Linked DNA regions of Homo sapiens: region 1 is linked to region 2. Evidence: chromatin loops called from intact Hi-C (ENCODE). Cell type or tissue: PC-9. All regions are shown on one strand. Links, peaks and the distances in the headings refer to the core of each region. The heading gives the core; the rest is flanking DNA.

Region 1 (15,632 bases), core at 8,242-10,741, 450 kb after region 2:
TAAAGAGCTAAAGAAAAGGCAGTAAATGTACTCTAATAATACACTGAATAACTTTTCTTAACTTCAGACAAGCTTTTGCCTCAAAAGAGTGTCGTAAACTCTCCTATCTTACCAGCCCCACGCATATCTAACAATACTGAACACACTACTTAGCTATATGGCAATGATTGCACCAAACAGAGAGGGTGCTTAATTCTGCAGTGCACGTGAGCTTTCTCTGATGGTTCCTTAGTATCCCAAGCTTGGCCCTTTGTATGCAAAGAAACTCCGTGACTGAACATCCCTGTGAGCCCAGCTCCATCCTGTTCCGGAGTGAAGGAGGACTATGAGCTCAGTTTCTGCAATCACGCCGCTGGCCTTGCTTTGGAGGGCTCCCGGCTGGATCAAGCCCGCAGCAGCCACGGCGGGAACGGGCGCCTGCTTGTAGTTCTCTTGGCTAGTTCTACACCTTTAAGTCTAGGGCGAAGTCTGTGCAAATGTGGGAAGGCCACGTCCCACCACTGACTCCCTCTGTGTAATTAATTTACTTTTATTTGGTCAACAAGCCTGGAGATGTATCGGTGTAACTTGTATCTCTCTTTGTCAGCTTTTTAGCGCCTACGCCTTGCCGGGTGGTGGTGGCACCGCAGACGGCGGCGGCAGCGTTTTAGGCAGATGCGCGCTGCAGGCAACTCCAGCGCTGTTAAACCAACATCCTCCCTTTTCAGAAATCTACACCAACACCTATGCAGCCGGGGGCACGGTGGAAGGAGGTGTATCGGGAGTGGAGCTCAACACAGGTATGGGGACAGCCGTTGGCCTCATGGCCGCAGGGGCCGCAGGAGCCTCAGGGGCCGCAAGGAAGAGGAGCTCTACCATGGGAACCCTGCGGGACTACGCTGACGCAGACATCAACATGGCTTTCTTGGACAGCTACTTCTCGGAGGTAATGCCCTCACAGTCACACATAAAATCGTCTTGAGATTGAATAATAATAATAGTAAAATACTCACAATGGTAGTAGGCCTCTTCGGAAATATGCTGTTATTCTCAACCCTATCCCAAACCTGAATAAAAAGTATTTCACGTCTCCTTAAAACACAAAATGCTAATTTGCCACAGGATTTCATATTCAACTGCCATAGCGCATCTTAGTACCGTGAACAAGGCCACACCCCTCATCATTCTCCACTTCCCTTTTCCATTTTTCTATCTTTTGTTTCCTTGATTCCTCACCTTGTTTCCCACAGCAGTAGCAAAGCAGGAAAATGCTCATCAAGGGGAAAAAAGGTGCATTTATGACCTCTGTTTTTGATGTCCTTCATGTTCTCCCGGAGCCTCCAACAGAAAAGAGAAAATAAAAAGAATTGGGAACGAAAGGAGTTAAAACTCAGGAACGCAGCATCACCACAACTCGTGCTAGATTAAGACCTAGAAGATAGCTCTCCTATTCTCAGTCCAGTGACTTATCCACCAACTGACCTTCACTACGAAAAGGGGTCCAGCAATAGCACTGCTGGGTATATATCCAAAAGAAAGGAAATCAGTATATCAAAGAAATATATGCACCCCCATGTTTATTGCAGCACTAGTCACGTAGCCAATACATGGAATCAACCTGTGTCCATCAACTGATGATTGGACTTCTAAAATGTGATTCATATACCCAATGGAATATTATTCAGCCATAAAAAATGAAATTTTGTCATTTTGCAACAACATGGATGGAACTGGAGGACACTGTTAAGTGAAATATGCCAGGCACAGAAAGACTAATTTGACATGTTCTCACTCATCTGTGGAAGCTAAAAGGAAAAACCGAACTCATGGAGATAGAGAGTAGAATGATGGTTACTAGAGGCTGACAAGGGTAGTAGGGAGGGGAAACAGTGGGATGGTTAATAGGTGCAAAAATACTGTTAGAATGAAGAAGATCTAGTATTTGGTAGCACAACAGGATTGCTATAGTTAACAATAATTTATTACACATTTTAAAAGAACTAAAATAGAACTAGAATTTTATCTCATATTTCAGTCGGCCTGCTTTATTCTCCATCTGTTCATACATGAATTTCACCATGATTCTTTACCAAACAAATGCTGAAGATGTTGTTGCAATTGTAAACTATATCTTAAAATTGGTAGTTACAAATGCTATCACAGAATGTGCATGGATAGTATCAATTATTTTAATGAGTGATTGATACCATTATTCAGTTTATTCCGTAACAACTTAACTCAGAAGTCTCTCTGAGGGATTGCTGTTATTCTTCCTTATTTTAGGGAAAAAGAAATTTCTAATTCTGTATTTCCTTTTAATTTTAGAAAGCGTATGCTTATGCAGATGAAGATGAAGGTCGACCAGCCAATGACTGCTTGCTCATTTATGACCACGAGGGAGTCGGGTCTCCCGTAGGCTCTATTGGTTGTTGCAGTTGGATTGTGGATGACTTAGATGAAAGCTGCATGGAAACTTTAGATCCAAAATTTAGGACTCTTGCTGAGATCTGCTTAAACACAGAAATTGAACCATTTCCTTCACACCAGGCTTGTATACCAATCAGTACTGACCTCCCTTTGCTCGGACCTAATTACTTTGTTAATGAATCTTCAGGATTGACTCCCTCAGAAGTTGAATTCCAAGAAGAAATGGCAGCATCTGAACCCGTGGTCCATGGGGATATTATTGTGACTGAGACTTACGGTAATGCTGATCCATGTGTGCAACCCACTACAATTATTTTTGATCCTCAGCTTGCACCCAATGTTGTAGTAACCGAAGCAGTAATGGCACCTGTCTATGATATTCAAGGGAATATTTGTGTACCTGCTGAGTTAGCAGATTACAACAATGTAATCTATGCTGAGAGAGTACTGGCTAGTCCTGGTGTGCCTGACATGAGCAATAGTAGCACGACTGAGGGTTGTATGGGACCTGTGATGAGCGGCAATATTTTAGTAGGGCCAGAAATTCAAGTGATGCAAATGATGAGTCCAGACCTTCCCATAGGCCAAACCGTTGGCTCCACATCCCCCATGACATCTCGACACAGAGTAACACGATACAGTAACATACATTACACCCAACAGTAAGTGCTTTATGGTCAGTATTCTATGTGGAGACCTTGCACCTTGTAATCATCAATACATCCACCAAAAATATATAATGTACCATATATATTAATAGTCAACAAATACTCAGATATTCTAAGGTCAATGCCATTATTTGATTATACCATTTTGAGGGTGAATATGGCTAGGCACTTTAGATAAGCCTTTTTAAAATTCTTTCTGATTTTAAATAATGCGTCAAAAAATGTGCAGAAAATGTATTGCATCCCTTGATACTGTCTAACGAATAGCACATAACTCATATTGTGAATCCTATGGGTCTTGAGGCCTGTAGAACCAATCTTGTAAACCAAGATGCCTTGTTCTTGGAAGTTACAAAAGAAGCCCTGTCTACATCCACCAGCCATATTTTTCGTTAGGGAAATATTTATATTAAAATTTTTAATTGAAAAGTTGAATGAAATGTACATTCTGAAAGGAAATTGAAAAGGAACGTAGAGTATCTGTCAATATCTTTAGATATCTGAAGTCATTTGTCTCTTCAAAAGATTTTTCAATATTATGCGCTATTAAGCAATAGGAGATGCTTAATATAATAAGAAAAGAGTTTGCCAACTGAAAGCATGGCTGGAAATGGTTCATCAAAGAAAAATATATATTTTTATTGAACTTTATTGATTTATATGATTAACTGTAAATTAATCTAGAATAGCAAAAAAAAATGACAATCCTAAAGTAGAAAGAGTTATTGGGGAAATATTAGAGTTTTCCCCACTTACAGGGAATTTTTTCCCTACTGTTGCCAATTATGTCAGAAAAATACATGAAATATGGCTTAACCAATTTCATTGACCTGAATCGTAGAGCTTTCAATTGGCAACCAGATATTCTCCAAAAGCACTCTGTAGTTATTCATATATTCTACAATATTTACTTAGAAGCAACTAGGTGTTGGGTGCTAGTCTTGGCTCTGTGAATATACAGGTAAAGAAGACAGACATGGTTTCTGCCTTCATAGAGCTTCTATTCATTTCTAGACTTAAAATAAAACTCTGGGATATGGCTTTAAGTTCCTAACAACAATAATTAACCAACTACTTAAGTCCATTACCAAGTTGTGTTTCTCTTTGCAACACTACTGTTTATGTTGAATAAATAAAATGGAAACACATTGCTTACTTTTCGTAGGCATAAAGCTGACTTGAGAAAAAGAATCTCTAGCCAGGTAATTTTACTTAATTCTGTAAAATATGTATACAGTAGCAGCAATAATGTGACTGAGATAATGTAAATGAAATAAACTTATTTTCAAGGCTTAATCCTTTTGAAAGGAAATAATTGTAGTGTTTCTTGCCTATCTTTTGCTCCTTTATGAATAAAACTATTGTAGAATTTAAGTCATCTCAGATAACCTCTTACCTAGTTCTCTCATTTTCTGGACAATGAATCTAGAAATAGAGAGGTTAAATGACCACAACCAGCTAGTTGTGGTACAAAGCCTTGAACCCATTGTTCAGATACGCTAGCCAGTATGCTTTTTTATACTATAACTTCACCAGATCTGAAGAGGATCCAAACCTGCCTGTTGCATACTCTTTGCTATTCCCTAATTGGAAGAAAAACTCTCTCTCAAAAAATTAAGTTTTAAAGTGTAAGCGCAGACCAGCTAAAACATTGTAATGCTAGAAAGTTACTTACATATTTCCTAATATTTTCCAAATTATGTGTACTGCCAGCTGCTACATCCATTTCTCACTTTAGTAAATTTTACTACTCTATAATTGATGAAATCCATGGGGTAGCTAAGGAGCATTGGTCTCATGGTGATTAAACACTCAAGCAACAACCAGCCACATAGCATCTGGCACACACTCCATTCCGTGGCAAATCCTGACATGGATATTTCTCGCTTAAAGTTTGCATTGGATGGCTTTTGTTAAGTCAAAAACTAACACATTGGTGAGACTGCGGAGAAAAGCGGACACTAATACAGTGTTGGTGGGATTGCAAATTAGTCTAGCTACTGTGGAAAATAGTTTGGAGAATTCTCAAGGAACTGGGAGTTGAATAGCCATTTGACCTAGCAATCCCATTACTGGGTATAAACCCAAAGAAAAATAAACTGTTCTACCAACAGGACACGTGTACCCATGTGTTCACTGCAGTGCTATTCACAATAGCAAAAACATGGAATCAATCCAGGTGCCCATCAACAGTGGACTGGACAAAGCAAATGTGGTACATATACACCGTGGACTACTATGCAGCCATAAAAAAGAATGAAGACTGAAGAATGAAATCACGTCCTTTGCAGCAACATGGATGCAGCTGAAGGCCATTATGCTGAGCAAATTAATGCAGGAACAGAAAACCAAATACCTTATGTTCTCACTTATAAGTGGGAGCAAAACATTGGGTTCACATGGACATAAAGATGGACATAATAGACAATGGAGGCTATTAGGGGAAGGAGAGAAGGAGAAGGGCAAGGGCTGAAAAACTGTCTATTGGGTACTACGCTCACTACCTAAGTGACGAGTTCGGTCATACCTCAAACCTCAGCATCATGTGATATAGCTTTGTAACAAACCTGCGCATGTATTCCTTGATTCTAAAATAAAAGTTGAAAAAGAAAAATAACAAAATAAAAAATTTTAAAAACAGGTATTTTTATATATAATGATTTCTATTCTTTTGGGTAGATGCCCAGTGGTGAGATTTCTGGGTTGAATGGTAGTTCTATTTTTAGTTCTTTGCAAAATCTCCATACTGTTTGAATTTTTTTAACTACAAATGGATAAGTAGGATCATACTCTTGGTATATAGAAATACATGTTGTTGTCAGAGAAATTTTTTGAGTGTATTTTAAATTACTGTTATCATTTAACATTTAAAACATGTTAAAAAATTATAAAAATGAACTCAGTAAGTTTTCTCGTCTAGAATATAGTGATTATTTTAAATTTGGGTCTTTTTTTAATATTTTAAACTGACCAAAAAAGTGGAAATCGACCTGCAAAAATAGAGTTTGCATTCTATTAGGCCAATCATTCTAAGAATTATAAAATAGTCAAAACACTATGAGATTTTAGAAATGAAGAATAATACCAAACATTTAACTAATAGATTACTCTTTTTTTTTTTTTTTTTTTTTTTTTGAGACAGTCTTGCTCTGTTGCCCAGGCTGGAGTTCAGTGGCATGATTTTGACTCACTGCAACCTCCACCTCCCAGATTCAAGCGATTCTTGTGCCTCAGCCTCCCGAGTAGCTGGAACAATAGGCGTGCACCACCAAGCCCAGCTAAATTTTTTGTATTTTTAGTAGAGGCGGATTTTTGCCCTGTTGGCCAGGCTGGTCTCAAACTTCTGGCCTCAATCAATCCACCCACCTTGGCCTCCCAAAGTGCTGGGATTACAGGCGTGAGCCACCATGCCTGGCCCTGCTTACAATTTTAAAAGGAGGTTAAAACACCACTTGTGAAAAGGATAAGATAATGTTCCTGTGAGCTTTTTCTTCTCTTTATCAATACACAAAGACTTAAAGCTGCTTCCAAAGAAAAGACTTACCTCTAATAGATGCCCTCCTCCATACTATCTGTGGAAATAAGAGCTGAACAATGTAATTTTCTCTCAACATTGTTAGTAAGGAGGAACTCTTCCACCATTCCAAGGTGATCAGTATCATTCAGATGCAACTCAAGCTTCCAAAATTGACATACTTTTTAAATGTCATCTCAAACGAAATAGCATAAACCAATATTCTCTTTACTGCTTAAGACTCAGGGTATTAATTTGTCTAAGAAGTAAAAATGATATCGTGTTTATGTTAAGGTTTGAAAATGAACCCAAAAGCTCAAGAAATTATATTTTATAAATAAATATAACATATAGTCTGAATCATATTTCCTGCCCTGTGAAATTACTTGAGGGGGTAGCATCATTACATGAATAAATGGGTTATCTTGGGAAAGTCTTACAGGTGAAGAGAAAGGAAAACATTAAGAACATAGAGTTAATAAACTTGTTCAAGAAAAAAATTATTTTCTAAAAAAATTCTTCTTTTGAACTAGTTATTTCTGATCATGGTGTATTAATTACTAAATGTAATAATTTTTTATGTATTTATTTAAAAAATATATATGATAAAACAATGTTTTATTTTCTCTTTGGTGAATGTAGTATTTCATATGTAAACAGACAAATTCAGAAAATCTTTTCCCATTTTATTGATAATCATCTTTATTATTATGTGCACAGTACAGGGGCATGAATTCACTTGTAAATTAAAATTTAGAATAATTCATTTGTTTTTAATGATAAAATTTATCAACAGAATTATTATTTTATTAGTAAATGCTCATATAAAATAACAAATAAATTTAATAAACTCCATAAATTATTGTAGACACTGCAATTAAAAAATTAAGTATCACCATGGAATACTATGCAGCCATAAAAAAGAATGACATCATGTCTTTTGCAGGAACATGGATGGAGATGAAAGCTATTATCCTTAGCAAACTCATGCAGGAACAGAAAACCAAATACCACTTGTTCTCACTTATAAATGGAAGCTAAATGATGACAGCACATGGATACATAGGGGGAACAACAGACAATGGGACCTCTTGGAGGGTGCAGAGTGGGAGAAGGGAGAGGATCAGGAAAAATAACTAATAGGTACTAGGCTTAATACTTGGGTGACAAAATAATCTGTACAACAAATCCCCATGACACAAGTTTACCCATATAACAAACATATACATGTACCCCTGAACTTAAAATAAAAGTTTAAAAGAAAATTATCTCTTCCCACTGGATTCAATCTTGGGGCATGAGATTTAAGATATGAATTTAAAATAAAGTAGTACCAAGCATTTAACTAACAAATTAAAATTTTAGAAAGGTGAAAACAGTACTTGTGAAAAGGGTAAGAAAATTTTCCTGTACAATTTTTTTTCACCAATTCTCTATTCAACAAAATTATTACTATTGTTTCTGTGCCAGAGGTACCAATTTATGTAGAATAAGGAAAGAATAATTATTTTCAATCAGGGGAATTGAGGAAGGATCCTTGAAGATGATGTAGAATTTTGTCTGACGGAAATTACAAAGATATAAAAGCTAAAACACAGGCTATACCCAAAGACTATTAAGTAGCCAAATTAAACATACTTAAAAATGTCTGAAACAAAATAAGAATTTTAAAATTATCTTATAGTCAGCCATTTTAAGATGATGGTTACTGCATTAATTACTCAAAATATACTATCCTATTGAAATATCAAAATAACACTATGAGGTATGATTTATACCCATGTCATAGATGAAGACACAAAAGCTAAGCTAAGAGAAATGCTCTTTTATTTTTCGAGATGGAGTCTCGCTCTGTGTCCCAGGCTGGAGTGCAGTGGCGCGATCTCGGCTCACTGCAACCTCCACCTCCGGGGTTCGAGCGATTCTTCTGTCTCAGCCTCACGAGCAGTTGGGATTACAGGTGCGTGCCACCACACACGGCTAATTTTCGTATTTTTAGTAGAGAAAGGGTTTCTACTAAACCAGGCTGGTCTGAAAGTCCAGATCTCAAGTGATCCGCCAGCCTCGGCCTCTCAAAGTGCTGGGATTACAGGCGTAAATCACCACACACGGCCAGAAATCATTTTTGTTAGAGCTTAAGTGGGTAGCAAAATTAAAATTCAAACCCAGGACTCACTCCAAAACTCTTACTGCTATTCACCAAATTATTTTATTTAATTCTGGAAGGATATGTGAGAGGCAGCCTGTAGAAGGATCTTGAATCCAATTAGGAGGTTGGATTTAACTTGGTAGGAAATGGAGAACCAGTGAAATTTTTTTGTGCCGGCCAATGGGCAGGCCCAATTTTATGAGGTGGCACTGGGACGGCCCTCAGGAATCCTCATGATAGTCTGTCTGTGTTCTGTTGAGACACCAGGTGGCTCGTTCACTGAGGTGGAGAGCCTAGTGTTTGTCTCTGTGGAAGTCACGATCTTCTGATAAGTCACCATTCCAAGCCTAGGAAATCCTTTAGGTCACCACTGAGGTGAGCAGGTCCGTGATGTTTCTAAAGCGACTCCAATTAATCATCCTACTTGTTAGTCAAAGTATTTGCACATTGAATGCCCTTCCCGTTTTGATCACTTTAAGTGAGGTGTTTGGACTAATTGTAGTTCCTAGAACAGGGCCTGCTTTCTCATACCTCTGTCACGCTGCTCCACCCTAGTTTCTTAATCTGGAGCCCTCTCCACTCCCCTCATCTGTTTAGCTTTTCCTTACTTACTCACCTCAAGCATTGCCACTTCTCAGAAACATTTCTTGTTATCTCTTCCACCACCCCAGCCTGCTGGGGTACTGCTAATAGTCTCTCTTCTATTAGGTTGATATATGATTAGGTATGCTGATGATTCTGACTATTGTTATAGCTAGCTCTCCTTTATTCCCTTCAGAAATTACCACACTACTTCCCTGTGCCTGCTAGCCTGTGAGCCCCTTAAGAATACAGACAATGCATTTCTCTTTCCTGTATCTGTGGTGTTGGAATGTCTAGTATATAGCATGCATTCATTTAATTGTAGAAGTGAAAAATATAGTCAAGTTCTCTCAAGCACCTAAAAGTAAGTGTCTACAGTTCAACAGTGTCGCCTCTAGATAGCAGCCTTCTGAATGATCTCCAAAAAGCTTGTGTCAATGTCACCCTTAAGGAGAAGATGCAAGCATATTAACTAACAGGACAATCACATTTCCGGAGAAATCGATCTTTTGCACAAAGAGTACTAAAATAAAGTCACGGAAAATAACTTCGCGTGCTTTTTGAAAGAAATTGTGGTATAGATGGATAAACTAAATTCTAAAAATGCTACAGAGAAAGTGAAGCTGGGAAATGTAGTTCCACAAAGGCCTTAAAAGTGTGTGATGGTAGAGCAAAATTGACGATTGGTAATTGTCAACCCAGCACAGATACCCAACACAGACAGTTTTTAAAGCAGTGACAGCAGATTTGCTTTTCCTACAGTTAGCCAAACAGACACATTTGAATGTGAATTTAGTGTCAAGAGTTTGTCACTGAATTTTTTCTAGTATACTTTTCTGTAGCTTGATTTTCTCACATTACCATGAACATCATGCTGTGTCGGCACATATTTATCAACCTCATTCATTCGAAAATCTGCATAATATTCATAAATTTGCACCACACTTTTTTAACCATTCTCTTATTACCAGAAAATTAGGTTGATTTCAGTTTTTGCTATTACAAATAATGCTACAATGAATATTTACATATCTAATATAGGCATGATACAGATGTACATATAAGAACAAACACATGGAAGTTGAAATATTTGTATAGGATAGACTCTTTAAAGAGGGAAGCCGTATCAAAGCATATGGACAAATAATTTTTATTGCATTTTCCCAAATTTTTCTGTCAACAAGAATGTCCATTTACACTTCTGCCAGCTGTTCTTGACAGGGCTTGCTTAGCCATAGACCTAATAATAATTGATGTTATCAGCTTTTTAATGTTTAATAATCTAATAAAAATTATAATTATTTGATATTACTCATCATTATACAGAATTTGGCATTCAGTAAATATTAGTTGACAATAAAAGAATAAATTAATCAATCAATATTTTAAATTACCATATATACTTAAATACATTTCTAGTCTCTCTTCTATTAGATTGATATATTATTGGGTATGCTGATAATTCTGACCATTGTTACAGCTGTAGTATACTGTTTTCAGTGTGTTTACTATCTGACAGGTACAATCCCCACCCATTGGCTCTTTTTTTATTATTATTATCTTGGCACTTCTAATACATTCAAGTTAAAAAAATTTTGAAGGATATGTTTAGAATTAATTAAAATTAAATTGAATTATACATTAATAACTTTGATATCTTCAAAACTCCAGCATTAATTTGTAACTTTGCCTGTTCCATTATGACATTTACACAGGATAAATGATTTAGAAGAATGTTAAAACTTCTGGAAATTTGCTGATCATTGACAGAGGCCGTTGATAATAAGATTGCTTTCATTATAGCCTTTAGTTGATTAATAGTTTTTCTTTTCTTTTGAAGTTATTTCTTATGTATAAATTCGGTAACAAAAAAAATTATATGACAGGCAGCAAAATAGAGCTCTCAATATTAAGAACCAGATGAAAGTTATTTATTTTAATCATATTTTCCAAAGCAACATAAAAGCCAAATAAATGAATCCTAAACTTTAAACTTACATGTCACATGGAAAAATCCCACTTGCAGAAAGCCAACTTAATATCAGTAAATATGAAATAATTTTCAACTTTATCATAAATTTTGAAATATGTGAATGATTGCTGCAATATTTTAAACATAGACTAAATATCAAATACAGATCATGAAAATTAATTTGCAAAGACAATTTCTTTAAATTCTATTTTAGCTTACTTGAAATAACAGTAGGCTGAAGAAACCCAGTTGATAATGAGAAGGAATTACTGGCAGCAATTTTGCCAATGCTTTTATGGATTAAGAAAGCAAATAAATAAAAAAGATTGTGAGATGTCTTATCATTTTTGAAAATAATAAGGTAAAAATCAATAAAACTATTCAAACAATTATATACATTATTTTATATAAATTATATACATCCATTTATATATTTATATATAAATTTTCATAAATAAAATTATATAAATCCATTTTACAGATAACTATGTGTATTGTCTGGTTACTGAAGTGTTGGCATGCAGGTAGCATGTGCTAGCACAAAGTGTTTGTTCACTAGCTGAACTGTGCATAAGAAAGGTAGTGTCAGGGTGCCAATATATAAAGTAGATAAAGTGAGTTAAATGAAAGGGGAACAAATGAAAATTGAAGACTACCTGTATTTACTGTTGTTGGCATAAAAGATTGACCCTAAGCATCAAGAAAACTTTTCTTAAAAAGCGGACCACAAAATATAAATTAAAACCACAATAAGACAGCATCTCACTCCAGTCAGAATGGCTTTTGTTAAAAAGTCAAAAAATAGCAGATGTTGGGAAGGCTGCATAGAAAAGTGGACACTGATACACTGTTTGTGGGAATGTAAATTCCTCCAGCTACTGTGGAGAGTAGTTAGGAGATTTGTCAAAAAACTAAGAATTGAACTACCATTCCACCCAGCAATCCCATTACTGAGTATATACCCAAAGGAAAATAAATTGCTCTACCAAAAGGACACATGCACCCATATATTCATCATAGCACTATTCACAATAGCAAAAACATGGAATCAACCCATGTGCCCATCAGTGATGGACTGGATAAAGGGAATGTGGTACATATACACCATGGAATACTATGCAGCCATAAAAAGGAAGAAAATCATGTCCTTTGCAGCAAGGTGGATGCAGCTGGAGTGATTACCCTAAGGGAACTAATGCAAAAACAGAAATCCAAGTACCGCATGTTCTCAGTTATAAGTGGGAGCTAAACATTGGGTTCCCATGGACATAAAGATGGGAAAAATAGACATAGGGCTTACTAGAGTGGAGGTGGGTGTGGGACAAGGACTGAAAAACTACCTATCTGGTACTGTGCTCACTACCTGGGTGACAGTCATATCCTAAACCTCAGCATCACGTAATATACCTTTGTAACAAACCTGCACATGTACTCCCTGATTCTAAAATACAACTTTTAAAAAAATGAAAAAAAAAGAGAGAGGGAAACAAAAAAGGACCATACTTTCGTTAGAAATTCACAGAGCTAAGGTTTTCTGAGACTGATAAGATTACCGAGTTAAAAGTAAGAGAGAGGCTGAATGTGTGTTTGATAGGGAGGCAGCAAGTTTGTGTGGTGAGTGATGGTGAGGTGTTGGCACAAAAGTCACCATGCATGCATGTGATCAGAATAAATATTGATTGACTAGGAAGTCTTGTTAAATACACATTATGTATTTAACAAGGAGGCACTGACTGGGTGATGACTTTGATATCAGTGTGGCATGAGCCACCATATGTAGAGAACATGAAACTAGATAGGAATTATTAAAAAAAAAAAAAAGAGTAAAAAACAAGTATTTACTAGTATGTGTCTAGCACTAGGCTAATTGTTTCTCAAAATTTTTCTTATTTAATGCATCTTATGATCTTTCTTTTATAGTTGAAGAAAATTGAAAAGAAAAACTATAAGGAAATCACCGTGAACCAATTCCAGTGCTCATTCATTTATTCATTAAATGTTTTTTGAGCATTTTCATTATTTGCATATGAGCTAAGGGCTAGGTATAGAAACGTGAATTAGGGTCCTTACCATCAAGGACCTCAGTCAGATTCAGGAAGAAGTAAAGGGTTGAAATACAGTATGAGATACAGTTATACAAGGGGGTATGAATGAGTGTTAAGGGAGAAGAGAAGAGGGGCCTAGCATTAATGAGCTGGGAAAGGCTTCCCATAAGAAATGAACTTTGAGCCAAGCCTGGAAGGAACCACAGGAAACAGCCAGATGAAGAAATGAGAAGAGCATTCCAGGCCAATAGGATGGAATTGGAGACAAGGAGAGAAACAGGGAAGATGGAGAAAGACTGGCTCCTCTGACAGCTGGAAGCAGCTGGTAACGCTGAAGAATAAAGGCAGATCATCACAAGACAGGAAGGAGTCAGAAACCTGGAAATCAATGACATGTTAAGGAATTTCCATTTTAATCTGAAAGTTAAATCTGAAAGAGAACCATTGAATATGCCTAAAGGAGAACAGTGAATTTGAAATCGCTCGTGAAGTTTGCCTTGGCATGCATAGGAGGAGAATGAAGCAGTTGATGAGAAGACCAGCAAGGAGTTGTTTCAATGAACCAAGGCAGTGAAGAAATAACATGCGTTCCATCTACACATCTTAACCCTTGGGATAACTGAATAATTAGCTGCCCACATCACAAAATCGTAGTATAATTGTGCATTTCACATCATCAGCAAATGGTGGTAACGAGTGATGCCGGCTATATCCCAAAGGTGGCGCTGTAACCTAAAAGCACGGAGCCCAGGAAATGCCCTGCAAACTCTAAGGGTCTCTCTGTAGGACTATGTGCTGAAGGAGCTGACTCAGACATAGTCCTCCACCTCAAGAAAAATATGCCTTCTACATTTATAAGGAATAGAAATAAAATGAAAAGAAAAACTCAGTGTTAAGATGTCAAGGTTTTTTTTTTTTTTTTGCTCTTAGTGCAGGATGATTATTTTCCCAGTATAAAATTAACATGTGCTCATTGTAGAAAATTTAGAAAATGTAAAAATATAAAAGAAAATGAAAATAATTTCCCATTACCCAGAGACAACAACTAACACCATGATAATTCTCCTCGACTAATGCTAACACAGCTCTACCCTTCAACTGATAGGTAAGGCCTAGAAACCCAAATCTGTGACTGAAATTTAGTCTTTCTCTAATACCCATATTCATTGCATACATTATTTTTTTAGTTGAGATTATCCTATATAAAAGCCTGTACCTGCATTTTACGCTTAATATTCTTCATAAAATAATTAAAGAGATATTTCATCCCATGAAATGACACTGAGGTTTCCTCTACTCCTTTAATATTATAAGTGATTGTGTGATTAATATCTTTGTGCATAGAGCTTAACATGCACTTTACATTATTTCCATTAGAATTGAAGTTTTGGGGTCAATGACTATGCACATGTTTTAAAATCTGTATATTACAACACACTGTTAACAAGACAGTCCTTGATGTTAGTGAAGACACCTTATACACCAAAGTACAATAATCATAGCTATAAATTTTTTTATATCTCTGGAGTTCTAGTTTTCCTCCCAGTTCTGAGTCTGTGAGTCCAATAGATATCATTATGAAACTTACATTTGTTTATAAGGATGCCAGCATTATAAAGGCATATTTAAATAGATAACCTCTGCTATCAGGGGTTAGGTTGTGCCAGTTGTTTTTGATGGCCATAAAACTTACTTGGTTTTTGGACTGAAGACAATATAGGCTTTGCTATCTACAATGTGTCCAGCCCCTATCTATATATAGTATAGTCCTAGAACCAAAGTTATAGGACATAATTTTCTAAGAAAGAACCATATTACATCTAACAATTTGAACACTGAAGAACTCTCTCCTCCAAGAAAATAGGCATGAGAAGGCCTGAACCACAATGCCACAACAGAATCTCCCAGGTATTACCTGTGGGCTGATTGATAGAACTCGGAAGACAGCTATCAATAAGTATCCTTAGATTTAAATACACGTTTTAGAGGAAAAAAATATTCCCAGCTTAGTCCTTCAGTGCAAATGAGAACAAGAAAAAAAGAAAAATATATATATTCCCAGCAAAGAGGACATGATCTGACATGATAATGGTGGATCTTATCCTGAGATGGCACTTATTACTTATCTTCATTCCTAATTTCAAACAACTGAAGATTTTTACACTGTCCAGAATACATTACACTATGACTAATCTTTCACAATTTGTGGATTTCATGTACTAGCCTGCTCCTTGTTATTTTCTATTTCCATAGTTTCTATTTCCACCCCTCTCTTTGCCTCCCTTAATTTAGGGAA
Region 2 (15,632 bases), core at 4,311-6,810:
ATTCCCTTAGTCACCAATGTCAGAATTAATAAATCATTCTTGATGTTTTTTCTCCCTCTCTCCCCTATGCAAAATGCATAATCCTCCTCCACAAGGTATGGTCTAAGGACAAGAAGCTTTGACATCACCTGGGAGCTTGTTAGAAATGCAGAATCTCAGGCCTCACTTCAGACCTATTGACTCGGAATCTGTAGTTTTCAAGATCTTCTGGGTATTCTTACATACAGTAATGTATATACACTGCTCTGAAATTCACACCTTAAAAATGCCTCAAATTCAACTCCCACTCTTTATCTCTGATGTAACTATCATAAGCTGAGCTGTGGGTTCTCAAAACTTGCTGCATAGTACAATCCCTTGGGGTTTTTTTTTGTAAATACCAATGCCAGGTTCTAGACCTCCAGATTCTGATTTAATTCATCCAGAGTGGAGCCCAGGAATCTGTAAGTTTAAAAAGATCCCCAAGATGTTTCACTATGTAGCCAGAACGAAGAACCATTTATCTAAGCCAAAATCGCCCTTTAACTACATGATTATAATAGTCCTTAAACTAGTTCCTCTGTCTTCGGTCTTTCCAGCCCTCCTTATTTCCAATAGAGTGATCTTTCTTAAAATCTGTATGTAAGAACTTTCACTGGCTACTGTTGGCTCCAGCACTGAGTCTGCACAGTTCAACATCTGCCCCCTGCTTATTTATCCAAGGCCTTTTCTCGCCATAGCCTGTGCTCCCCTTGTACTCTTCTGTGTCGCAACCAACTGAGTTATTTGCAGTTCATCAAATGGACCATGGGGTTTTGTGCCATCGTCTTTGCTTTTAATGCTCCCTTTCTCTGCAGTGGCCTTCTTGGTCCTGATGCTGAAGATCTACTCTTTGCATACTCAATTTAAGCATCACCTTCTCTGTTATGCCTATCCAGACCTTACCCTTACCTCCCTGTGGTAGACCTCATCACTCCATCTCTTTGCCACTTTTACATTTAGTGCATATCTACAATACCACATTATAGTTATATTCTAATTATTTTTTGTTATTCCTAACTCTATCAGTCTACAAATTGGAAGCAAGAAGCATGTAATTCCCTTCTGCATCTCCAGAGCTTCAGAGACCGTAAGTATATATGGAATGCATATACGAAGGAATAAAGTAAAATTCATACATATTTCTCTTAAACTTGATTAAAATGACGTGTTCTATAATTTGAAGATGTGCCTTTCCCATATAATGTGATAATGTATAAATATCCAAATTTTCATCAAAAGACTGACTAAATTTTTATCTTAAGATAATTAGTTTCCTGCCTGACTGTAAGATTGAGGAATTATTATGCCATTAATCATGTGTCGCTCGGATGACATTTAGCCATCACTTCTTGATTGTGAGGTATTAATAGAGGCCAGGAGTTAAAGTGGAGCCTTCGGGAGTTAGACAACACCTAGTTCACATCCCACTTCTATTTGTCATCAGGGCAACTTTCAGCAAATTTCTAAACCCCACTGTTCTCATCGATAGTGGAAAGACTTTTATCCACAGTAATAGAAAGTAAAATGAACTATTTTGACATCGTTTTTAATTTTGAGAGTAAAAAATTTTGAGTTTTCTCAACTACTCTTCTAAGAGGTGTGTCTGCTGTGACTTTCTTATCTAAAGAAGGCACTACTAATCAGTTTATGGAAGCTCTCAGAGGTGGAACTTGGAGGACTTAAAAACCTAATCTATACTGAAAGGAGTAACTGATGTAACATAGCATTTTGTTACACTTATTTATCAAATATAACAAATATTTACTGAGTACTTTCTGCATATTAGGCACTGCGGAAGATATTAAATTAGTCCTTGCCGTTAAAACATTAATATAGGTGGATAAAAAGGCATGCATTCACTCTTGGGTGCAATGTACACTATTTGGGTGATGGATACACTAAAAACCCCATATCACCACTGTGAAATATATCCATGTAACACAGCTACCCTCATACCCCTAAATCTATACACTTAAAAAGCCAATGCATGTAATAATTATACCTCATATTTAATACTTTATGCCAGATGATGCCTATATTGCATTAACTCTCATATCCACTCTAGAAGGTATTCATGATTAAAATCTTTGTACTGTAGATTTTTCATAATTTGAAGAGTGAAGTTTCATAGTCCGCTCAAAGGTGCCCAGCTAACAGGTGAGAGAAGTAGGATTCAAGCCAGGTGTTGTCTAACTCCCAAGACCCCACTCTTAGTGGCTCTCTACCAACTCTTTACAATCAAGGGATGATAGCTAAATGTCACCTGAGAGATGCACACCATTGATGGTGTAATAATCCTCCAATCTGACAGTCAGGCAAGAGCTAATTAGCTTCAGATAAAAACTGTCAGTCTTTTGATGCTGCAAATTCAGATATTTGGACACATCTGGTTAATTCACAGAACTTCTACTTTTCATCCAGATGGCTTGTCATCATAAATGTCATAATATAAACACAACCAAACTTGAACTGCTCAAGCTTTCCTAAATGAACCTCAAAGCACTCATTGCTCTTTCAGAAGTAAAATGTTGATTTTGATATGCTATCATCATCTTTTGTGTGGTGCCCCATAATTAAAAACTTTTGATGCTTCATTTCAGGACTACCAAGCTGGAAAATAGAAAGCTGTATTGATGAGAAATGTGGAAGTTTCTTTCTAAAAAATGGAGACAAGTGAGAAATATCACTGGTGTTACAGTCACCTCTGTAGAGTGGAGCTTCTGTTGATTCAAAGAATGCTGGCCTGCTCTAAGGAGAGTAAGACGGAAAGAGACCCAGACCCCAGTGATGGCAAAACATAACCTTCATAGGAGTAGTAGCAATGAAGTCTGTCCACTAGGTAAATCACAAGACAGAAAAGCTGTAAGATATTTTTAGCTGTTTTAGTGCCTGTGCCTTTCCGTAAAAATCTTAGTATTAATATAAGTTTGTCTATGTCTACACACACACACACACACACACACACACACAAACACAGATGCATGCATATGTGAGAACTGGAATTTGGATAGGAATTGCATTAAATCTATTGATTTGCTTTGAAAACTACCAAGTAAAACAACTTCAGTTATCAGTAAATACCGGTACTTAAGCAACACATACCCACTAACAAATACAGGTATCTGGAGAATGTGTTCCTATTCAGATACTCCACAGATTATATAAGGGTGAGCTCAGGCTTTGTCTCAGGAGTAAGACTGTATCATGATGTCATGTGTAAAGTATTCAGTAACCAATACGTTTTGTTTCCAGGTAGACAGCAATGATATGTAAACAAAATGAGTTTTGTCACTCTTTTTCAGATACCCTTTTTTTTTTTTTTTTTTTTTTTTTTGATACAGAGTCTCAATCTGTCGCCCAGGCTGGAGTGCAGTGGCACGATCTCGGCTCACTGCAACCTCTGCCTCCCAGGTTCAAGCAATTCTCCTGCCTCAGCCTCCCAAGCAGAGTAGCTGGAACTACAAGTGCGCACCACCATGCCTGGCTATTTTTTTTATTTTTGGTAGAGACGGGGTTTCACCATGTTGGCCAGGCTAGTCTCAAACTCCTGACATCGGTGATCTGCCTGCCTTGGCCTCCCAAAATGCTGGAATTACAAGCATCAGCCACTGCACCCGGCCTCAGATACCCTTTTAAGAATTGTAGGCCATACATCTCATGGAAATTGAATGGTAATACCTGCCTGCATTCATACTCTTGTAGAGCTAAGACCAGCATGACTTTTTCTGTCCTCTTACTTCTTTGGAGAGGAAACCGACATCTCAGCTAATAGTCATTTATTTTACACTGATGAATTTTAAGCTTTTATCCAAATTCATCATAATTAGAATCAGATAATAGAGTTCTGTGTGAGGCACCAGTAGCGTCCTTTAGAAAATCAAGCGGATTGTAATTAAGAATTGATGTGATACTTGGCAGAACCACAGAGTCTTCTGGGTCACTTTCTGCATGTTCTCTGTGAAGAGCCTTCACAGGAAGCAGCTGGAGCTCCAAAAGGACATTTGACTGGTAAATTGACTTGATTGATTCAAATTTGATTACATACTGGAAACACATTTAGTTCAAGTTAAGCACATTAATATCTAGCAGTTAGAATAAAGACCCAATTCCTTCTTTGTTATTCATTAATAAAACTTAATTACTTCAACAAAACATTAATGAAGAAAAAATATTGGCTTGCATAATTCATTTGGAAAAATTAATTAATTATTTTATTAAGGGCAGCCTGTTCCACAAAGTAATTACTGAGGCTTTGATGGAGAATTGCTTTATGTTATTTACTTAGTAAGTGGTTGTTTACCTTTTTCATCTGTTATGTATATAACTTTTTCCTCCTAGAGGGAAATTAAATATAACCTGAAGTCATGATGGTAACTATGTACTTATAATTGATAAGATGACTGCATTTTAATATGATGTTTACTAAATTCAACCTGTATTCCAAAGATAGAAGGCTTATTTAGTGGCAATATTCTTCCCAGCTAGATTTTCAACACAGTAGTATTTAACAAATAATGTCCTCATTTAGTAGGTAACTAGAAGTTATAAATGAGGGAAAATAAACTTTAGCGGGTTTGTATCTCAGCTTTCCTTTCAATCAGACAAAGCCATGGTTTGTTAATACTTTAACATAAAAGTGCCAGGAATAAGTATTTCATATGAAAATTATAATAATTAACGTTTTCTGAAATGTAATATCCAGGGCTGTATGAATGAGTAATTAAACATAAAACTGAATCAATAGTTCAGAATCCTTTCTTTCAACTTATTTCCTTTATGAGTTTGAGCTACACGCTAAACCTCATCATAGCTATGTAAAATAGAACTATCAACAGAAAACTTCCTGGTATATACTAATGACTTTAATTGGTTTCACAATTAATACAATGACCAATATTAATATTATTTAAGTTAATTGTTAACATAGTGTTTTAAAATTACTTTTTCATTAAATGCAACTGTGAAAGAGCGAGTCATTTGTTTTAAATTATAAATAGGTGATGAGAAGCTATCCTTCTTTTAGAAGCTAATTCATTATCTGCTGTGAATAAGTGAAAGTATTTCTACATTGCATTGCCTAAAAGAGACTTTCATTCCATTACAGGGTAGATTATTCTGCAGGTAATAGCAAGAACACTTGCATAATAGCAGCATGTTTCATTAAGATAAAAAAAGATAAACCCTGCAGTAGTGGCATTCCAAAATAAATCAGCCCAGCCCTGCGCTGATCAGCATTCGCTTTTTCATTACTATGTGGATATGATGGATATTTTTCAAAGCTTAGTTTAGACAAACTGTTCAGAAAGGAATGAGTTCTCCTGATCAAATGAAAATTAAGGTGAAAATAAATGTCCTTCCTCCCTCCCGCCATGGAAATATGTAAGAATAAGAGACAATTATTTCTCAGAACTGTTAAGTCCTCTCAGGATTTTTCTCCTTCATACATTATGCAGCAACTATTTCAAACTCAGCCTATCTCTGAGGGGTGGAAGATAGAGAAAAATAAATGAAAGAATGCCCGTGAATGTCATTCTTTCTAGAGACAGAAGGCACATATCTGCTTGAGTCTCTTTTTTCTATTATGCCACAGAAGCAGATGGCTCAAACCATTTTTTTAAACATTGGATTTCTCCACTTTATTCATTTCTCAGGTAACCACAGGATGGCAGCATAGGACGATAAATCAAAATTGATTGCTTAATTCAAAAACATCCACCAGCGGTTATTAATCAGACTTCAATCCTTTCCTGCCTAACACATGGAAATGGTGGCAAATTCATTCATGGGGAAAGTGTGTGTGATATTTAGTTCTCCCCGTGTGTGTGGTTGCAATGACACCTCACCAAGAAATTTCTCAATTTTAATCCAGTAAGACGGGCATGACAGAATCTGTCTTTCATGCTGTAGTATCCTGTAGCCTCACAGTTTTATCAATCTGAACACGATTTGTAGTGAGAAATATTATAGCTTTAGAGAAGATGTAAAAGATCTATCCATGACAGCCTTACAGCTTCTTTTTTTAGGAATACCCAGTTTCTCGTCTCTGCTCCCATTTCCTTCATTTATAATGATAAAATTAAAATGTGCAAAAATCCATTCTGATTATATCAAGTTATTTCGGCTCATTAATATAGGATTTTTTATTTCCCCATTATTCACTGCAGAACAGGATATAATTTATTTCAAAGCTGGATGAACTATCCAATTAATTTTAGGTACTTTTCAAAGTTTAAAAATTACAATCTTCTCAAAAATTACTTTGGATTTGAAATATCCATATTCCATATACTTTTTTAACTTTATGCGTATTTCCTGTTTCTTCATGTGGCTACAAATACTTCAAATGTTATTATCTGTCATGCTTAAAAATCCTCACTTAGAACAGTACTTGACCTAAAAAATGTTCCGTATGGAAATGTTTTATAAAGAGTTCCATTTGGGACGTTCTACACATTCTTCCTTTTGAAGAGAAGGGATATAGACATTAGTATCAGCCTTTTAAACCCTGCTATTAATATATGCTAATTTAGAGGATATAAACCAAAATGTTACTATTATTTTTCAGGATCCATAATATCTCACAACAGACATGTTGACATCACAAATACTGAACTTTCAATCTACTTTGTTGTCCACTCAGAATATTTGTTAACCAAAAAACCCCCAAAAAATCCAAAATTCCTGAAAGAATTTTTAACTCTATTTTTAAAGTTTCTCATATATTTTAACTGATGTGAATCATTCCATTTATTTTTAAACAATTTTTGTGAAGATTGTACACCATATAACTTTGACCTAACCATGAAAATGATTGAATTTATCAATATATATTGCCATCTAGTGGCCATTTCTTAAATCACATTTTGGATCTGAAAACGGAGTGGACATTTGCCTCAAAAGTGCCACACTGCAGTGATTACATCCAGAAAGATAATTTTAGAGTAATCTCTGAACTCAAACTAACTTATTATAATTTCATTAAGATAACAGTTCAATTTGTTAGGACCACTTTCTTTAGGAAATCTATTTGATTTTCATTTCCTTTATCCATCTTTTCAAAATTTACTGCATACATCTTAAGGGTAAATAATAATTAACCACTGCTTCTAAGAGGTCTAATGTTAGACTGCCTTTGAACTGCCTACCCATATACATTCCCACTTGGCTGTTTACATGCAATTTAATTTATAAATGTTCTAATCATTTCAATTTGATGATAGTCATACTGCCTTTTACAAGAAATAATAGTTGTAATATCAGCTAATTGCGACTAACTAGAACTAAGCTGGTGGTCAGTTCCAAAAGTGATAAAATATTCCTACTTTAAGCCCTAAATATAGTTACTGTTTCATTAATTTAAAAAATACTTTTTTAAAAGCTATTTGGTGTCCTGTATGCTAGTAAGTAGAAATAAATGATAAACAAGTTTCATTTAACTTCTGCTTCATGGGGCATCTATGGGAAAAAATAAATGGTAAACACATAATTATATGCAGAAATACTTCATTGGAGTATGAGAATCATCTCTATTCATTCAGATACCACCCTCCTTTAACATACTAGGGAAGAGAAGCTTTCACATGTCTACCCACTTCTGCACCAGCAGCTGCTTCTCCAAGTCTATTCCCTGCTGGTCACTGCATAAATCACCCACCACCACCCAATACGGTGTTGCTGCCCCACGAAGAACTCAGTAAATGTGGGAGAATGCACTTTACTGCCTTCCTCCTTTGTGTCTCAAGATTCCAAACCAAAAGACCACAAGGGCACGTAAGATAGTACTAAGTGTTTGGGGGATAAAGAAAAAGGAGTTACAACCTAGAGGAGAAAACTGCATGTTAACCATGATCATTACCATAGTAATAAAAAAACGTTGCCAAGAGTTACATTCTTCAGAGCAGACACCTCTGGATGCACCTCAATTCCTAGCAGTTCCTCCCTGTCCTTGGATCCACGTTTCTCTAAGAAAACTCCTGACTTTTCAAATCTTCCCATAGCAGTCGAGACTGTCCCCCTGGGAGGTATTCAAAGATGCTTCCTTCTTCCTAGTTATTCATCCAGCTGGTAACTATTGAACCCAACAAGCAGATGCATCACACATACATAAACCACACACACACACACACACACACACACACACACACACACACATTATTTTCAAGGGCATAAAGCTTAAATTGACAATAAGAAAAAGACATATTTTCCTAAAACAACCCCTTCCATTGCTCATAGAGGCAGCATCCTTCGTCTCCCAAAGAATAGTGGTGGTTTCCGTTTGTTACTTTTCCTTTTTCTTTTTTTCTTTTTGAGACGAAGTCTTGCCCTGTCGCCCAGGCTGGAGTGCAATGGCGCGATCTCGGCTCACTGCAACCTCCGCCTCCCAGGTTCAAACGATCTCCTGCCTCAGCCTCCTGAGTAGCTGAGATTACAGGTGCCTACCACCACACCCAGCTAATGTTTTGTATTTTTAGTAGAGATGGGGTTTCACCATGTTGGCAAGGGTGGTCTCGAACTCCTGACCTCGTGATCTGCCCACCTCAGCCTCCCAAAGTGCTGGGATTACAGGCATGAGCCACCGAGCCTGGCCTCTTTTTCTTTATTTTTTTAGACAGGGTCTTGCTCTGTGCCCAGGCTGGAATGCAGTGGCACGATCGTAGCTCACTGCAGCTTCTACCTTCTGGGGTCAAACGATCCTCCCACCTCAGCCTCCTGAGTAGCTGAGGTGCTCACAACCACGCCCAACTGGTTTTTTATTTATTATTATTATTTTTTTTTTTTGTAGAAACAGGGACCTGCTATGTTGCCAGGCTAGTCTCAAACCCTTGGCCTCAAGGGATTCTCCTGCCTCAGCCTCCCAAAGTGTTGGGATTACAGGTGTGAGCCACCATGCCTGACCACCTTTTCTTTTTTATAAGCCTATGTTCCAAGGCTTCCTGATATATATAAAACAAATAATAAATTGGGTACATTACAGAGCCATACACCCTTTGACGACTCTCTTAGCTACATAAAGACACAGCAGACATTCTGAAATTAAAATTAATGGGAGGTCTTCCCTTTGCATATAAGGTTAGGTTTATGAACAAGGAATTTTTTATTTTTTTCTTACATAAAAGGGAGTCAGAGTAAGTCTTTTATTCTTCCACTTAGTCTTCTAACCAAGCAACACACCTGGAAGTGAGCGATGGGTAGTGATGGTGATGGTATTGAAGGAAACGGTGGTGAATTTTCTCCAGTTACACAGTTTGAGTAACTGCTCACAGGAAAATAAAACCCAGTATTAAAGGTTTGGAAGACAATAAAGTTAAGATGATTCTTCAACAATTAATACAAATTAGCTTGAATAAAAGACCGTTAAAGAGAATGGGAAGAATTCCAAGTAGAAGAAAAACCGTACACAAAGGCCTCAGTGCAGAAAGGAGCTTGACCTCATAAGGCTAGGTTAGTGAAACACTGATATCATCATTCCTTAGCAGGCCATTGGGACTATTTCAATGAGAACACTTTGGGATATGTATTTCTTTCCAGTGAATTGTGTTAACTATGTTATATTTCATCATGGAATTCAGGCTTGGTTGTCTTCCAGTGGTATCTACTTTCCCTTTCCCCTAGGCTAAGGATGTTAAACTACCCAGTTCAACCCCAAAAATACAGATGAGAGTCCATTTTCAATCCCATACCCACTTCACCAGGAGTCCAGGAATCTTCTAAGAGATTCAGATGTTGCGACCATTATGGAGCAGAAATCTTCATAAGATAACGAAAAACTGTCATGAAAACTTAAGACATTTGTACCTCCCACTCACATGTTGGAACTGGAGTGCAAGTACTTTTGGGGCAAGCAGTGTGACATTTCCTCTTAAATGGGAACTAGACAGCAGACAGTTGGGGACTCTGGATATAATTACATGACCTCCCTATGCTGACACTATGCACAGCTGGTACCTGGAAGTCTCTCCTCATAAACCCCAAACGCCTGAGGTCAGCTCTTGAGTCTGACAATGGTCCCGCTCAAAATGATGCTGGCCTACTACGGATGCTTTTATCCTGGCTTAGAGTGACTCTCCCTTCAAAGACTAAGATATCGTCTTTCCTTGCAGCCAGAAATGGGAGAAATGGGGACAGAGTGCAAGAGTCAGAGAGAGGGGGAGACAGAAAGTGGGGGGCGGGGTAGAAAAGTAGAGTTTTCATAGCTTGTTCACTTGGAAGGAAGTTCAAAAAGCAGCTGGGGAAATGTAAGCATAGCTATCATGTGAAAGCAGAAAAGATGTTTCAGAAAATAATGATAAAAATAATGCTAACATACCATTGACAATTTTGAGATAGTTGGCCTGAGAGACCAGTGGAAATGAGAGAGAAAGAGAACGGTCTTTTTCAAAGTGAATATTCTTAACCAATCCTTGACCAATAGAGCTTCCAATTTTCAAATGCTTCGCTAAAATGACAGAAGTCTCTCCATCTTGTTTCAAATATTTTTAATCTTTGCAGTTCTAAACTAAGAGAGTTGGAAGCTATTACACTCCCTGCTTGCCAGCAGAGACATCAGGTGCTTTTTCAATGAACAAACTACCAATTTAGTACAGCTAAATAAAACTAAGCAACAAGTATCTATTACTGAGCAACAAATTATGGCAAAACTTAGTGGCTTAAAAGAAGACATATTTATTATCTCTCAGTTCCTTTCAGTTAGAAATCTGTTCTATTTCAGGGTCTCTCACAGGCTATAATAATGGTGCCAGTGGCCCCTAATCATTGCAAGGCTCAACCAGGTAAGGACCTGCTCCCAAGCTTGCATGGTTGTGGGTAGGACTCAGTTATTCATGGGTTCTTGGGGTAGGGCCTCAGTTCCTCTCTAACTTGTTGGCTGGAGGAGGCCCTCAGATTTTTGCTGTATGGGCATCCTCAACATGAAAACTTGCTTCATCAAATAGTAGAAGCTGAAAAAGCAGTAGAGTCAACAAACAACATGGAAATTGCAATATTTTGTAACCAAATTACAGAAGTCACACCTCCTTAACTTTGTCATGCTCTGTTGGTTAGAACAGAGTCCCAATCTCCAGCCTGCGTTCAAAGAGAGATTATATAAGAGTATGAATACTAGGATATTGGGATCACTGAGGACCATCTTAGAGGTCTTCCTGTCGCAAAAGGAATAGGTTTCTTGATGAGACTTGTAATCATCCTAAATGCCTGTTTTAACTGCCTACTGCATACATTCATACACACAAGAGAGCTTGCAATGTAGCATTTGAACTGGAATGACAATTCAACCATGTCTTTGAAACCTGAGAAATTGTCCTGTGTCTCAATCCAAAGCAATAGCTGGGAAATGGTTTAGCAATGGACACTTATTATCTCGCTGCTAGCCATGCATACTAGTAATACCTGCTAATGCACACATTTCAGCAGCCAGCTTTTCAGTGCTATGAATATTTTAGCCAATATTTAATACCATCAATATTTAACTGCACTGTTTGGACCAGTATTAGATATTTGGACTCACCAATGAATAGGAGACAGTATGGGTCAGGGTTCAAGGAGAACAGACTATACCTCAAGTAGTTCTAGCAAAAATATTAATTAAGAGTATTAATTGTTTACAGACTTGTTGAGAAGCCTGAGAAAACACATTCCAAGTTGAATATGTAGGAAGTAACATTGAGCCACACTGCAGAACAATGTCACCATGGGAGCTAGTTCTACATCAACTGGCTCCAGGAGTAAACCACCACTACTACACTTACAAAACTACCCCCATCAGGACAAAGCCACAACCAAGAAACATCAATTAGCAGGAAGCAATTGCAGAAAAATAAGGCACCTCCAAAATAGTTCTTTCCAGAATCAAAGCATATGAGAAACACAAACCAGGCCTCTGCCTCACTTCTGCCTTCTAGGGTATGTACAAAAGCACCTGATGGATGGAATCAAAATTGTGGCCAAAATCCTAAATGCGAATGAGGCTGAGAAATTTAGCTATTACGTTTCTGGCTTATAAACTGCAGGAAGGTACATGAGAAGGAACAGGGAATTGATGTTTTCAGTGCTGGGTCAATTTGAGTAATAGTTTTTCAGGCCTTCGAATTTGACTCAAAGTAACTCTTGGCATGATCAGAAGAAGAACTGTGTGGGCACGTGTCCCTTCACTGCCACTGTACCAGTTCCTCACCTCCTTTTTCTAGTTGCATTCCTAGAGAAGATGCTGGATCATTAATTTCCATATAGCAAATAGCAAGACGGAGGAGTATAAAATGGGACTGTGATGACACACAGAGATCCATTCCTGCTAACTTTAGGTTGAGTTTTTTTAAATGTCACATTTTGTTTAAATTACAGGTGGTTGAAATTGTTACTTTTGCCTTCAGCAAACTTACAAGAAGAAGAGAAAATCAATATGACCTAGAGAAGAGGTAACTGGTCCAATATAGAAATACATATCTTGTCCTTCAGCAACTGAGACACAAATTGAAGAAGAATTTGCAATCAGTATCACAAATAGGATGCAGCATCCTCATCTGATTTGTCAACTAGATTAATTTGCTTCCTTTTCTTATTCACACTGAATAAGGTCTTGCCACTAGATTCCATACTTTTTCCATACTTTGATTTTATGATAGCTGCACCTGTTCCTCCTCACCTTGTTTGCTGGTTCAAGTAGACAACCACATCAACACATGAGCACAACAATTATTGTTTCAAGTTTCCAGATAATCACCCTATTTTAAATTATAGTTGGTATTTACCTTTCATTTTCTCATATTTTTGTCTTTTTGCCTGTCTTGATAAAAAATTTTTCTGTGGTGTCTCAGTAAAACCTTCCTTTTCTCCAGTAAATTCCACCATGTTCTAAAATAATCTAAATCCTTAGTTGAATGCTGTTCGCTTGAATGCTTTTGCTTCTAGAGCTCTGGTTTTTCTTTACTTTCTCCAAATTCTGACATAGACTTTTTTCTTTCTAGGTAGGAATTTTGCCTAGTTTATTTTGATTTCTATCTGTATTAGGTTATTTAATGAGCTTTTGACTACAGTTTTGGTTTACAGAGTCATTTTTTAGGATCTTTGTCTACCATTTCCCTTGCCTTCAGGTATGGTGCTTTTTTTTTTCTGAAGATCTTGGCCACATCCTTGCCATCAAAAAAAAAAAATCCAAATCATATTATGATTCACTACTCATTAATATGGAAAGAATGTCTAGACATCCTTTTCCTCTTCACTATTCTCACACAGAAATTAAAAATCCATACTTTCATAGAAAAGAAAACTCCTGCCTTACACAAAAAACTCTTAAGTACAGTTTTAAAATATTTACAATTATTTATATTAATGTTTTTAAAATATTTTCCTTGGTATTCTCTAATGGAAACAAATCCTGTCTAAATTTGCAATTAATTTTGGAAGAAAATATTTATTATATAGAAATGTTGTTGTAACATTAAGATTTTTGTCATTATTCTTGGAACCAACCCAAATGTCTATCAATGATAGACTGGATTAAGAAAATGTGGCACATATACACCATGGAATACTATGCAACCATAAAAAAGGATGAGTTCATGTCATTTGTAGGAACGTGGATGAAGCGGGAAACCATCATTCTCAGCAAACTATCACAAGGATAAAAAACCAAACACCACATGTTCTCACTCATAGGTGGGAATTGAACAATGAGAACACATGGACACAGGAAGGGGAACATCACACACTGGGGCCTGTCGTGGGGTTGGTGGGGGAGGGATAGCATTAGGAGATATACCTAATGTAAATGACGAGTTAATGGGTGCAGCACACCAACATGGCACATGTATACATATGTAACAAACCCGCATGTTGTGCACATGTACCCTAGAACTTAAAGTATAATAATTTAAAAAAAGACAATAAAAAAAGATTTTTGTCATTATTTTCTCCAGCTAGAACATCTGTATATAAATTAAGGAGATAGTAAGTAAGAAGAAAAAGAAATAAAAAGACTAAGTAGGTGCTAAATAAGTATATAACTCATCCTTGATATATTTTAAAAATTGACTGGGGTAATATTTTTTAACACTACCATTGTTTTCATGAAATGAAGACAGATAATTCTTAATGTCTAGTATTGAAAACATATGGATTCTTGACATGATATCAATAAAATGTATGTGGTTAAGGTAAGAGGTAAGAGATTAGCTTTTACTTTTACCACCCAGATTTTTGATGTTGATACACAAAGCTGGAGTATAACAGCCTAATACGTATGCATCTAGATAAATCTAAAATGGTTTTATCTCAAGCTGAATTCATCATAATGTAGAATAAAACCAGTTAAAATAAATTTACCAGTTGCAATCAAACAAGAAATGAAGCTTAGTCATATGCACCCCCCAAACTTCGAAAAGAAAAACAAACACCAAAATAAATAAACAAAAGTCTTGTGATTTTATATGTAGCACAGCTTCTGACCTCCATCCCACCTCGAAGAGAGAGTACTGAGAAAAGAATAGAAATTATTTTTTAAATCCTGAATATTCCTACCAACAGCCTTCAATTCTGAGATAAGCTGACAGCTGCTGTGAGGAAAATTACAAAGATAAAACCACCGAGACTAGGAAACTGCTGGGAGCAGAAGTTTTCAAGGTTCACCTTGAGACCTCAGCTTAGGTAGGAAGATCACACACAGCTTTTTGTCTTTCAGTGCACTAGGCTGAGTGGAGGATGAAACTTCGCTACCTTAAGAACGAAAGGATCCCCAGCTGGGATAGTTCAGATTGGTGGAAACTGGGGATGATATGTGTTTTGTTATTTATACTTGTTTTCAATGTTTATATTTTTAATAATAAGCATATATCATTTTTATTATAATAATATCTTTTTTATAAAACAGAAACATAATGATTATTTCATTATACCTTTTAAAAAACAGGAACATTATGATTATCTCGTTATACCTTTTTATGTTCCTGTTTTTTATAAAAGATACATGCAGAAAGATTTATCATGATATTAAGTGGTTATTGACTTGGTTGGGCATTGACATTCTAACACACTCCTACGGGCAGTCAACACCACAGAGCAGCTCACCTCTCTCTGTTTACCCTTGTGTCATTATTAAAATAATCCTTTGAAAGTGCTTGGTTGACATTCTCCAAAATCACCCCTTTATTCTCAAAGGTCTTATTTGGACAAATTTTTATCCATAAAGCACTTCTTAGTTAATTGAAAATGTAATTGGAAGCAAAACCAACCTTAAAGCCTACTTGTGAGGATATTTCATAATTACAACATTAATTGGGTTGATTAAGTCAACATGATTTTGAAAATTACCTTCACAAAGACAGTTCCTATGTCCACACATTATAGTTTCTCAGAAAAAGAGTGTCATTTCTTCTAAAAGAAAAAATACAAGAATTCGTTAAAAACATAAAAAAGGATTTAAAACATGAAGTCAACACTACTAGCTATTTTCAAATATATTTTTTAAAAAGTCAACAGATATATATATTTGTAAATGAAAGCAAATAATTTTATGACTTGAAATAAATATGTGATATTATATATAAAGTATCTGAAGTATATTTACCAACTCTACAGGGTAATCAAGCACAGCGATGTAAGCTGTTGTACATAAATATTAC

What was found. Peaks named below come from ENCODE experiments on the same cell type or tissue, not always from the same donor. Only the 100,000 strongest peaks of a DNase experiment are listed, where the experiment ranks them.
Region 1: it touches region 2 in a loop (4-fold over the local background); 4 of 110 quality-filtered maps call a loop at or near these places.

The regions. Positions count from the first base shown.
Region 1 is chr18:31,410,524-31,426,155 of GRCh38, forward strand. The region is part of intron 1 of DSG1-AS1 (DSG1 antisense RNA 1); the gene reads right to left. It overlaps DSG4 (desmoglein 4), which reads left to right. Exons shown (of 16, transcript NM_177986.5): 15 at 708-925; 16 at 2,305-4,386. The coding sequence ends at 3,072. Among named protein-coding and RNA genes, the nearest start is that of DSG1-AS1, 8.6 kb to the right of the region's middle. In PC-9, for the core only: no CTCF peak of the experiment used is centred there; a DNase peak (open chromatin) is centred at 9,198; H3K27ac peaks cover 1,176 bases.
Region 2 is chr18:30,964,700-30,980,331 of GRCh38, forward strand. No RefSeq gene overlaps it. Among named protein-coding and RNA genes, the nearest start is that of DSC3, 70 kb to the right of the region's middle. In PC-9, for the core only: a CTCF peak has its summit at 5,682 (motif pointing right); no DNase peak of the experiment used is centred there.